Linked DNA regions of Homo sapiens: region 1 is linked to region 2. Evidence: read pairs that join two places in POLR2A ChIA-PET (ENCODE). Cell type or tissue: Panc1. All regions are shown on one strand. Each heading gives the region's core, and the rest is flanking DNA. Links, peaks and the distances in the headings are about the cores only.

Region 1 (5,375 bases), core at 63-5,062, 66 kb before region 2:
GCTTGGTGGCACGTACCAGTAGTCCCAGCTACTCAGGAGGCTGAGATGGTAGGATGGTTTGAGCGCAGGAGGCAGAGGTTGCAGTGAGCCCAGATCACGCCATTATGCTGCAGCCTGGGAGACAGAGCCTGACCCTGTCTCAGACAAAACAATCATTTTCCTGGTCAGGCATGGTGGCTCAAACCTGTGATCCCAGCATTTTGGGAAGCTGAGGCAGGAGGATGGCTTGAGCCCAGGATTTCGAGACCAAATACAAAAATTAGCTCGGTGTGATGGCAAATGCCTGTAATCCCATCTACTTGGGAGGCTGAGGCAGGAGAATCACTTGAACCTGGGAAGTGGAGGTTGCAGTGAGTGGAGATTGCACCACTGCACTCCAGCCTGGGCAACAGAGCGAGATTCCGTCTAAAAAAAAAAAAAAAAAAAGAAAATTTAAAAATCAGTTGGGTGTGGTTGTTTGTACCTATAGTCCCAGCCACTCAGGAGGATGAGGTGGGGAAATCACTTGAACTTGGGAGGTTGAGGCTGCAGGGAGCCGTGATCGCACCACTGCACTCCAACCTGGGCAATAAACTGTCTCAAAAAAACAAAACAAAACAAAAACCTATTTTCCTGCATCTTTGCCAACAACATTATCAACTTTTTTGATATTTACCGATTCTATGGGTGAAAAATGGGATTTCATATAAGTTTTTTCTTTTTTCTTTTTTTTTTTTTTTTGAGATGGAGTCTCGCTTTGTCACCCAGGCTGGAGTGCAGTGGCACCATCTCGGCTCACTGCAAGCTCCACCTCCCAGGTTCATGCCATTCTCCTGCCTCAGCCTCCCGAGTAGCTGGGACTACAGGCACCTGCCACCACGCCCGACTAATTTTTTTGTATTTTTAGTAGAGACAGGGTTTCACCGTGTTAGCCAGGATGGTCTCGATCTCCTGACCTCGTGATCTGCCCACCTTGGCCTCCCAAAGTGCTGGGATTACAGGCGTGAGCCACTGCAGCCAGCCCAGTATAGGTTTTTTAAACTTTAAAAAACTTTTTGAAATAATTTTGGTATAGTTTTAATATTAATTTATCTTATTATAAGTGAGGTTATGCATTTTTTGATATGTTTAAACTGCCATTTCTATATCTTTCCTGTGATTTATTGGTCCCTCATGCAACACTGTGTATCTGAAGACATAGTCAACAGCGGCAGGCCAGGCACGGTGGCTCACGCCTGTAATCCCAACACTTTGAGAGGCCAAGGTGGGAAGATCACTTGAGGCCAGGAGTTTGAGACCAGTCTGGCCAACACGGCAAAACCTCGTCTCTACTAAAAATACAAAAATTAGCCGGGCATGGTGGCGCACGCCTGTAGTTCCAGCTACTCGGGAGGTTGAGGCATAAGAATCACTTGAACCCAGGAGGCAAAGGTTGCAGTGAGCAGAGATTGCACCACTGCACCCCAGCCTGTCTCAAATAAAAATAAAAATTAACAGTGGCAATCAGGCAAAAAAGTAGTGTCATAGGATTAAAATAAAATAAAATAAAACAAACAAAAAAAAGCTCCTCTGAAGGGTAGAGAATTCAGGGGCAGGAGGAGAGAGGAGTCATGGTAGGAATAAGACCCCTTGAATAAGACCCCTTGCTACCAGGCTGGATTTCAGTAACTCTGAGTCCTGTGGAGTTTTGCTGGGATAAACATAGCCACAGTTTAGCAAGTCTGGGGGCCAGGAGAGGTGATCAAGGCAGAGTCAATCCTCAAGAACAATGTCAGAGCCCACTTATTAGACTTGGGTCCAAGGGCAGGGCAGCAATGGGGCTTCTATCCCAAGTTCTTGGACAAGAATTTGGCATTTATCCTATAAGTTTGGCATTTATTCCAAAATTTCTTGTCCAAGAACTTGGGATAGAATCTATTGACAGCCTATTGTCTCCAGTCATGGTTGACACTGGAGCCCTGGACAGGGCTCTGCCTGTGGATGAGCAAGTGACTTTCCCTGTGGGGATGAAGGAAGGTGACCATGTAGACCTTCTCCTAAGACTGTAGAAGGCATGCAGAACGGCAAATACGGCAGCAGCCTGGCCTCACCTTAAGACTGGGTTTAAGAGTGTGGAATGGGCCGGGTGCAGTGGCTCATGCCTGTAATCCCAGCACTTTGGGAGGCCGAGGCAGGTGGATCACCTGAGGTCAGGAGTTCGAGACAGCCTAGCCAACATGGTGAAACCCTGTCTCTACTAAAAATACAAAAAATTAGGGGGTCATGGTGGCAGGCGCCTATAGTCCTAGCTACTCAGGAGGCTGAGGCAGGAGAATCGCTTGAACCCAGGAGGCGGAGGTTGCAGTGAGCCGAGATCGTGCCACTGTACTCCAGCCTGGGCAACAGGAGCGAAACTCCATCTCAAAAACAAACAGAAAAAAAAAAAAAGACCGGGACTGGTGGCTCATGCCTGTAATCCCAGCACTTTGGGAGGCTGAGGCAGGTGGATCACCTGAGGTCAGGAGTTCAAGACCAGCCTGGCCAACACGGTGAAGCCCCATCTCTACGAATAATACAAAAATTAGCTGGGCGTGGTGGCACATGCCTGTATTCCCAGCTACTCAGGAGGCTGAGGCAGGAGAATTGCTGGAACCTGGGAGGCAGAGGTTACAGTGAGCCGAGATCGTGCCACTGCACTTCCAGCCTGGGCAACACAGCGAGACTCCATCTCAAAAACAAAACAAAGAGTGTGGAATGTTGCTAGGAATGAGTGGCTGGGGCCGGAGACTCCTTAGGCCTGGCAGAGATTTGCCCTGGAAGTGCCTGTGTGAGAATGATTAGTTCTCAGCACCTTCTTGTCACAGGATTGCAACTGGCGTCTCAGGAAGCCAAATCTGAGCTACTCCTGGAAGTATCATCTTGGTCAACACTGGCTATAAAACCAAAAGAGGCTGCCAGATTGTGCAAGGAGACAAAACTAGTCTGGTGAGGGCATTTCCTCTTTAGTGATGTCCCAATGGCCTGAGGCTGTCAGGGTTCTTCTCATCACTTGCCTTGTTTTGACTGCCCCCATCAAGGCACAGCTGGCTCATTTGTCCCAGAAGGAAATGGTGAAGCAAGCAGATGGATTGCTCCCTGGACCTCCACAGCGCCTCCTGCTGGTGGTGGACCCCAAGGCCCACCATCCTGCCTTTAATTCATTAACCAGCTGCTTTTCTTTTTGGCTTTGAAATACCCAAAGGTTCCACCAGCTTTCCAACAGTGAAGCCCACCTTTGTAAAAAAAAAAAGAAGCGCTCCCATTTTTCTGTTGCCCCTGCTTTTTCGGTTAAAAGAACATGAAGCAATTTCAGGATATTAGAAAAGCCCTAAGGCAGTGGGGAAACATGCCTAATGAGTTTTAGCTGAATAAAACATCAGGTGAGTGTGGGAGCTGCCCTCAAGCGGGACCTACTGTGCTCCTAGGGCCCTCATCAGCACAAAAGCCCTGTCACTGGCTTGGAGTAAAGATTTCCTATTTAAAAAGATAAGCCAAACCCCTTGGGGCAGCAGAGATTTTTTTTTTTTTTTTTTTTACCACTTTGGGTTTTCTTTAGAATTTGCAGAATTTGTGTGAAGGGCACTGGCACTGAGTCTGCACCCAGATTAGAGCTGTTTTCCACATCCCTTTCCTAGGCTGGGGGGCTTTGGGGCAGATTAGTGATTAGGCTTGTGGGGGGCTTCTGTGTGCTGTGACCTGTGCGTGCCAGGGAACCCCTGCAGCAGTGAGGCAAAGTGGGAAGAAATCTGGAATTGACATTAGAGCTGGAATCTCATTTTCTTTCATCTTGTAAACCAAAACATGACCATGGCAGATCTCAACTGATTCAAAGTTTATTTTGCCAAGGCTGAGGACGTGCCTGGGAAAAAGAAACCCAAGTCACAATACGATCTGTGACCCGTGTTTTTCCAAAGAGGATTTGGGGAACTTCAATATTTCAAGAGGTGTAAACCAAAAAGTATCTGAGATAGGTAACAATTAATTTAGAAATTTATGTTGCCAGCGTTAAGGACGTGCACTTGGGAGACAGGTCTGTGCCTTTCTCCAAATATGGTTTTGAGGGCTTCAATATTTAAAAGTGGGAAAAGCAGGCTGGAGGGGAAAGACGGAGGGTATGGTCACATGACTGAATCCACATGTTGCAAGAGAAAAGGAGCAGGTAGGGGAATAGTCAATTATATATTCATCTTTGTAGCAGCTAAGGTGAACATAGAGTAGCTCTGTGGAGATACTTAACTTTTTATCTGTAGCTACTTGCTTAGGAACAAAAGGAAAAGTAACTTCTTGGATAATTCAGCTTTCAGCTTAATATTTTTCTTTTGGCATAGTGAAATTAGGGTCCCAAGTTTTTATTTTCCTTTCACAGAGGAAAGGGCAAGCAGGAGGGGAAGGGAAAAAAAAAAAAGGAGGGTGGGTAGGCAATGAGGCAAGTGGTTACATTCTTGTGAGGCTCCGGTTAGAGTTCAGTGAGTCTATGTTTTACATGTAAAAAGAAAGGGGTAGAGGAAAAGTCAATTATGCATTAGTCTCATGCTCAGTCAATCTACATTTTTTATAAGATAAGGTGAGCATGTGAAATTACAGCTCTTTGGGAACAAAAGAAAGGCCGTATTTTTGTTTTATTTTTGCTTTTTTGTTTGCATGACTCAGTTCCCAAGCTTTGGCCTAGTGAATTTGAGGTCCCAAGATTCTATTTTTGTTTCACAGTCTGAATGCAGAAAAGTGAGCAGAAAAAGCTTTTGCCAGGCAATTTTAACTATTCATGCAATTATCCTGAATTTTGAGCATTCTTCATTCTCAGCAAGATTTTCTGTCCTTGCAGTTTAGCCGTGCTCTAGAAGCAAAACGAAACTCCTGCATGGAGAATTGAGGAATCTCTCTGTACATCTCAAGCCACGTGAGTTTGGAACTGGAGGGAACAGCTAGAGGTGCCCTGCTACTCTGCAAGACCTCCAGGAGTTACCGGGAAATTTAAATCCCCAGCTGTCTTAAAGGAGCCCATAATCTAACAAGAGATAATATATTCCCAAAACACAGGTCACACATCTGCAGCAAAAACAGAAGGGCTAATAGAAGCGCACGCCTCAGCAGGACAGGCTACATAATCTGTGCGGCTCCGTGCAAAAATGAAAATACGCAACCTCTTGGTCAAAAGACAGGAAAAACTTGCTTTTAAAGGTACACATAAAGCCAGACACAAAAAGACAAATATAATATGAGGCGCCTACAACAGTCAAATTTATAGAGACAGAAAATAGAATGGTGGCTGGGCACGGTGGCTCACGCCTGTAATCCTAGCACTTTGTGAGGCCAAGGCAAGCAGATCACTTGAGGTCAGGAGTTCAAGACTAGCCTGGCCAACATGGCAAAACCCCGTC
Region 2 (5,375 bases), core at 260-5,259:
GCTCATGCCTGTAATCCCAGCACTTTTGGAGGCTGAGGTGGGTGGATGGCTTGAGCCCAGGAGTTTGAGACCAGCCTGGGCAACATGGTGAAACCCTGTCTCTACTAAAAATAAAATAATTAGCTGGGCACGCTGGTGGGTGCCTGTAGTCTCAGCTACTTGGGAGGCTGAGGTGACAGGATGTCTTAAGCCAGAAGGCTGAGGCTACAGTGAGCCGTGATCATACCACTGCACTCCAGCCTGGGCGATAAAGCAAGACCTTGTCTCAAAAAAAAAAAACAAAAGAAAAGAAAAGAAAAAGAAAAAGAAAAAAAAAATTCCCTGCCCTCCTGTACCCACACCAAGATAAAAAATACACATAGAGGCTGGGCGCAATGGCTCATGCCTGTAATCCCAGCACTTTGGGAGGCCGAAGCAGGTTGATTACCTGAGGTCAGGAGTTTGAGACCAGCCTGGCCAACGTGGTGAAACCCCGTCTCTACTAAAAATACAAAATTAGCCGGACGTGGTGGCACATGCCTGTAATCCCAGCTACTCGGGAGGCTGAGGCAGGAGAATCACTTGGACTTGGGAGGCAGAGGTTGCAGTGAGCCGAGAGCAGACCATCGCACTCCAGCCTGGGCGACAAGAGTAAAACTCCGTCCCGTTTCAAAAAAAAAAACACCAAAACACCTCATAAAAAGACCTAGGTTTATATTGTTTTCTGCTAAATCAGGAACTAGGAAGTTGTAAATTTTTTTTCTTTTAAGATAAATGATATTTTCAAACGCATCCCTTCAAACACAACTGCTCACCTGCCACGGTGACTGCCTCTGTCAAGCACAGCGTAACATGTTGCGCCTCCATCCCTCCTCCAGGAAACTCTGTCATTCCCTGAGAATCTCGATTTATTTGGGCTAACAACATCTTCTACCTTGAAGAAAAATAAAGACACTTGGGAACAAAGAATGATACATGTGAAATGAAAGTTACAAAGAATATTTATGAACCACAAAAAGCTGCTGAGGATGTAATGGTGTTGGAAATAAGATGAAATTTCACTCAATATGTAGGGTAAGAGTATTAGCCCAAAGTCCAAGGCATGCTTCTTATAATTCAACAATTCAAACTGATGGGCACAATTTGTCAGTGCGCTTAGCAACTTAGAAGTACACTGACGAATTGTGCCCATCAGTTTCATATGATCTCTAGAATTCCCATAATTAGAGTCCTTTGGGTTTAGCATTGCTGAGGATTCCCACTTACAATGTGTCAGCATATTTTGTTGACTTAATCTTCAGAAATCTACCCCGAATCTGGCTACCTCTCACAACCTTCACCAGTACTTCCCTGATCTAAGCCACAACCAGTCTCTCACCTGCATTACTATAACAGCATCCTAACTTATTTCCCTGCTTCTCCATTAGCCTCCTACACTCTTCTTTTGACACAGCGGTCAGTGTCCTTTGAAGGGAAAAGTTAGCTCATGTCCCGCTTCTGCTCAAAACCTTCTGAGGACTTTCTCAGAGTAAAATCCCCAAATCCTTACACTGATCAATGAGGCCAATGATCTTGCCCCTCATTTCCTACTACTCACCATCTCATTCACTCCACTTCAGCCACATTGGCATTTTCCTCAAGCATATTGGATGTTCTGCTGCCTTAGAACGTGTTCATTTGAGTTTCCTTCTGCCTGAAACATTGTCCCCAGTATCTTCATTATTCATTCCCTACCCTCTTCAAGTCTTTGCTCAAATGGAATGAGAGCTTCCCTGTCCATCCCATTTCAAACTGCACCTCCCAACTGCTCAATCATGGTAAACCCCATCCTTCTTTTCCCCTCCATGTTTCTGCACAGTACTTATTATTTAACAAATTACATGTATTTATGTATTTAGTTTATCTATTTCCCCTTCCATGAGAATGGACAGAGACTTCTGTTTGTTTGCTCACTGCTGACTCTAGTGCCTAGAAAGTGCTTGGCCCATAGTAGAAGTACAATAGGTACAGAATAAATGGATGAATGGGCAACTCTTCTACCAATCACCAACACAACCTCCTTCTTCCCTTCTACCTCCAGGTCTCCTTACCTCTGTGGACCATGGCTTATCTCAAACAGTAGCTGGGATAATGTAGCTGCCTTGGGACAGGGAACTGAACCAGAAGATGTCTTGAGGACCTTTCCAGGTCCAAAGATCTGACTTAGCATCAATATTTAAAAGAGCAATACACAGATAGTAGTAATAATTTGTAATTCTTTTTACGTTTAGGATTGCTTGAAGAATTTTGTCTTGGAAATACTATAAACTGTACCTTCATTAGACCAAAAGTGGGAACTACTGTTCAGATACACAAAAAGGTATCAGTGCCATGATAACTGTCAGTCAAGGCTGGGTGCAGTGGCTCACACCTGGATTCACAGCACTCTGAAAGGCCAAAGCAGGTGGATCACCTGAGGTCAGGAGTTCGAGACCAGCCTGGTCAACATGGTGAAACCCTGTCTCTACTAAAAATATTAACAAATTAGCTGGATGTGGTGGCACGCACATTTAAAGAAAAAGTCAAGGGGTGACCTTTTAGGTACAAAAGGATCCATAATCTATAACTGTTCATAGAACAAGCTGAAACGTCATTTCCTTGGCACCTCCAAAAGCTGGCAGAGAAGACTCAAAGTAACACCAGTACCCTACTGTTAAGACCTGTGGGCTGCACGCGGTGGCTCATGCCTGTAATCCCAGCACTTTGGGAGGCCAGGGTGGGTGGATCACCTGAGGTCAGGAGTTCCATATCAGCCTGACCAACAAGGTGAAACCCCGTCACTACTAAAAATACAAAAATTAGCTGGGAGTGGTGGTGCACGCCTGTAATCCCAGCTACTTGGGAGGCTGAGGCAGGAAAACTGCCTGAACCCGGGAGGTGGAGGTTGCAGTGAGCCGAGATCACAACATTGCACTCCAAGCTGGGCAACAAGAGCGAAACTCCGTATGGGGGGGTGGTAAAAAAAAAAAAAAAAAAAAAAAGACCCCTGCTGAGAATAAAATTAGCATAGGCTAATTTTCAGTTACAAAAAGACAAATACTGCATTACTCTACTTTTTTTTTTTTGAGATGGCATCTCACTGTAGCCGAGGCTAGAGTGCAATGGCGTGATCTCAGATCACTGCAACCTCCACCTCCCAGGTTCAAGTGATTCTCATGCCTCAGCCTCCCGAGTAACTGGGATTACAGGTACGTGCCACCACACCTGGCTCATTTTTGTATTTTTAGTAGAGGTGGGGTTTCACCATGTTGGCCAGGCTGGTCTCGAACTTCTGACCTCAAGTGATCTGCATGCCTCAGCCTCCCAAAGTACTGGGATTACAGGTGTGAGCCACCGTGCCCAGAAAATATATGATATATGAAAGTCGAGTCTCACTCTGTCACCCAGGCTGGACTGCAGTGGCAGGACCCTGCAACCTCAAATTCTTGGGCTCATGTGATCCTCCTGCCTCAGCCTCCTGAGTAGCTGGGATTATAGGCATAAGCCACACCCAGCCTTGAGTTATATTTAAATATAGCCAGAGTGTAAGCATGTTCCATTAATTAAATATAATTCAGTGAAGTAAAAAGTAATTAGAACGTGCTAGCAAATGAGATAGAGTTCTCGCAGACTCCATATGATGCTAAGGGTTAAAGTATGGGCAAAGAGTTCATACTGCCAATTCTAATTGGGGCAGAATATCCTATTGGATAGGTGAAATGTTGAAACTTGAAGGCTTTGTGCAGTTCCAGGACTATTCAAAAACTGAATATATGAAACTGACTGGCAGGTAGGTAGAGCCTGATACCTTTGAAGTGACAACAGAGATAGGACCTACTAGGCTTAAAGCTAAAAATACCTGTCAGGAAAGAGCTGAGAGCAGAGACAAGAATTTAGAAATGAACATCTAGGTCTAGTCATTAGGTATCCCCATTTTGGTGATGGTTTGATCTCAACTGAACTATTGATGTGAAAAAGAACAAAAAACACCTCTCTTAAACTTCAATAAAGTAGCACTAATGGACATGGTTTAATAAGGGCACTCCATGCACAGAGCAGTTTGGTAAGCATGCCCTGGATTGCTTTCAGCAAAACTAGGGAATATGAGGAACAGATGCAGCAGAGAAAAGAAAGAGATTCTGACATATTCCAAACACCATTTCTGATGCTGCTCTGTTAAAAAGCATGTTATTTCAAAATTACAATGCCAGACTGTACGTTATTACCCCCAAGAGGAACACTGTATATGCTACTATTTTATCACCCAAATTGCTCATCGTGACATAGGTAAGGAAAGCAAAGCATCATTAGATAATTGTGAAAATTATAGAAGGAATTCCTGACAGACAACTTTTTTTTTTTTTTTTTTTTTGGAGATGGAGTCTCACTCTTGTCGCCCAGGCCAGAGTGCAGTGGCGCCATCTCAGCTCACTGTAACTTCCACCTCCCAAGTTCAAGCAGTTCTGTCTCAGCCTCCTGAGTAACTGGGATTACAGGCGCACACCACCATGCCCAGGTAATTTTTTGTATTTTTAGTAGAGAAGGGTTTTCACCATGCTGGCCAGGCGGGTCTTGAACTCCTGACCTCATGATCCACCCGCCTCAGCTTCCCAAAGTGCTGGGATTAAAGGCACGAGCCATTGCGCCAGCCAGCCATGATTTTCACCCTTTAAAATTTTTCTTGTTGGGCATGGTGGCTCACACCTATAATCCCAGCACTTTGAAAGGCTGAGGCGGGTGGATCACCTGAAGTCAGGAGTTTGAGAACAGCCCGGACAACATGACAAAACCCTGTCTCTACTAAAAATATAAGAAAATCAGCCGGGTATGGTGGCGGGTGCCTATAATCCCAGCTACTCCCAGCTGAGGCAGGAGAATCACTTGAACCCGGAGGGTGGAGGCAGCAGTGAGCCAAGATGGTGCCACTGCACTCCAGCCTGAGCTACAGAGTAAAACTCTATCTCAAAAAAAAAAAAAAAACACTTTCCTTTTTCATCCCCTCACTTAAGAGTATTACACATAGTTGGCCAGGGCGCAGTGGCTCACTCCTGTAATCCCAGCACTTTGGGAGGCCAAGGCGGGTGGATCACGAGGTCAGGAGATTGAGAGCATCCTGGCTAACACGGTGAAACCCCGTCTCTACTAAAAAATACAAAAAATTAACCAGGCGGTGGCATGCACCTGTAGTCCCAGCTACTCCGGAGGCTGAGGCAGGAGAATGGCGTGAACCCGGGAGGCAGAGCTTGCAGTGAGCCGAGATCGCGCCACTGCACTCCAGCCTGGGTGACACAGAGAGACTCTGTGTCAAAAAAACACACACACACACACAAAAAAAAACCAGAGTATTACTCTATTGTAATATTTAAAAGTATTACAAT

The links. ChIA-PET counts read pairs that join two places held together with the same protein. Peaks named below come from ENCODE experiments on the same cell type or tissue, not always from the same donor. Only the 100,000 strongest peaks of a DNase experiment are listed, where the experiment ranks them.
Region 1: POLR2A ChIA-PET joins it to region 2 with 5 read pairs; 16 of 35 experiments call an interaction of 5 or more read pairs at or near these places.

What each region holds. Positions count from the first base shown.
Region 1 is chr11:9,533,021-9,538,395 of GRCh38, reverse strand. No RefSeq gene overlaps it. Among named protein-coding and RNA genes, the nearest start is that of WEE1, 38 kb to the left of the region's middle. In Panc1, for the core only: a CTCF peak has its summit at 3,115 (motif pointing left); a DNase peak (open chromatin) is centred at 3,085; H3K27ac peaks cover 999 bases.
Region 2 is chr11:9,466,840-9,472,214 of GRCh38, reverse strand. ZNF143 (zinc finger protein 143) reads right to left here. Exons shown (of 16, transcript NM_003442.6): 2 at 795-913. The coding sequence starts at 906. Among named protein-coding and RNA genes, the nearest start is that of ZNF143, 8.5 kb to the right of the region's middle. In Panc1, for the core only: no CTCF peak of the experiment used is centred there; no DNase peak of the experiment used is centred there.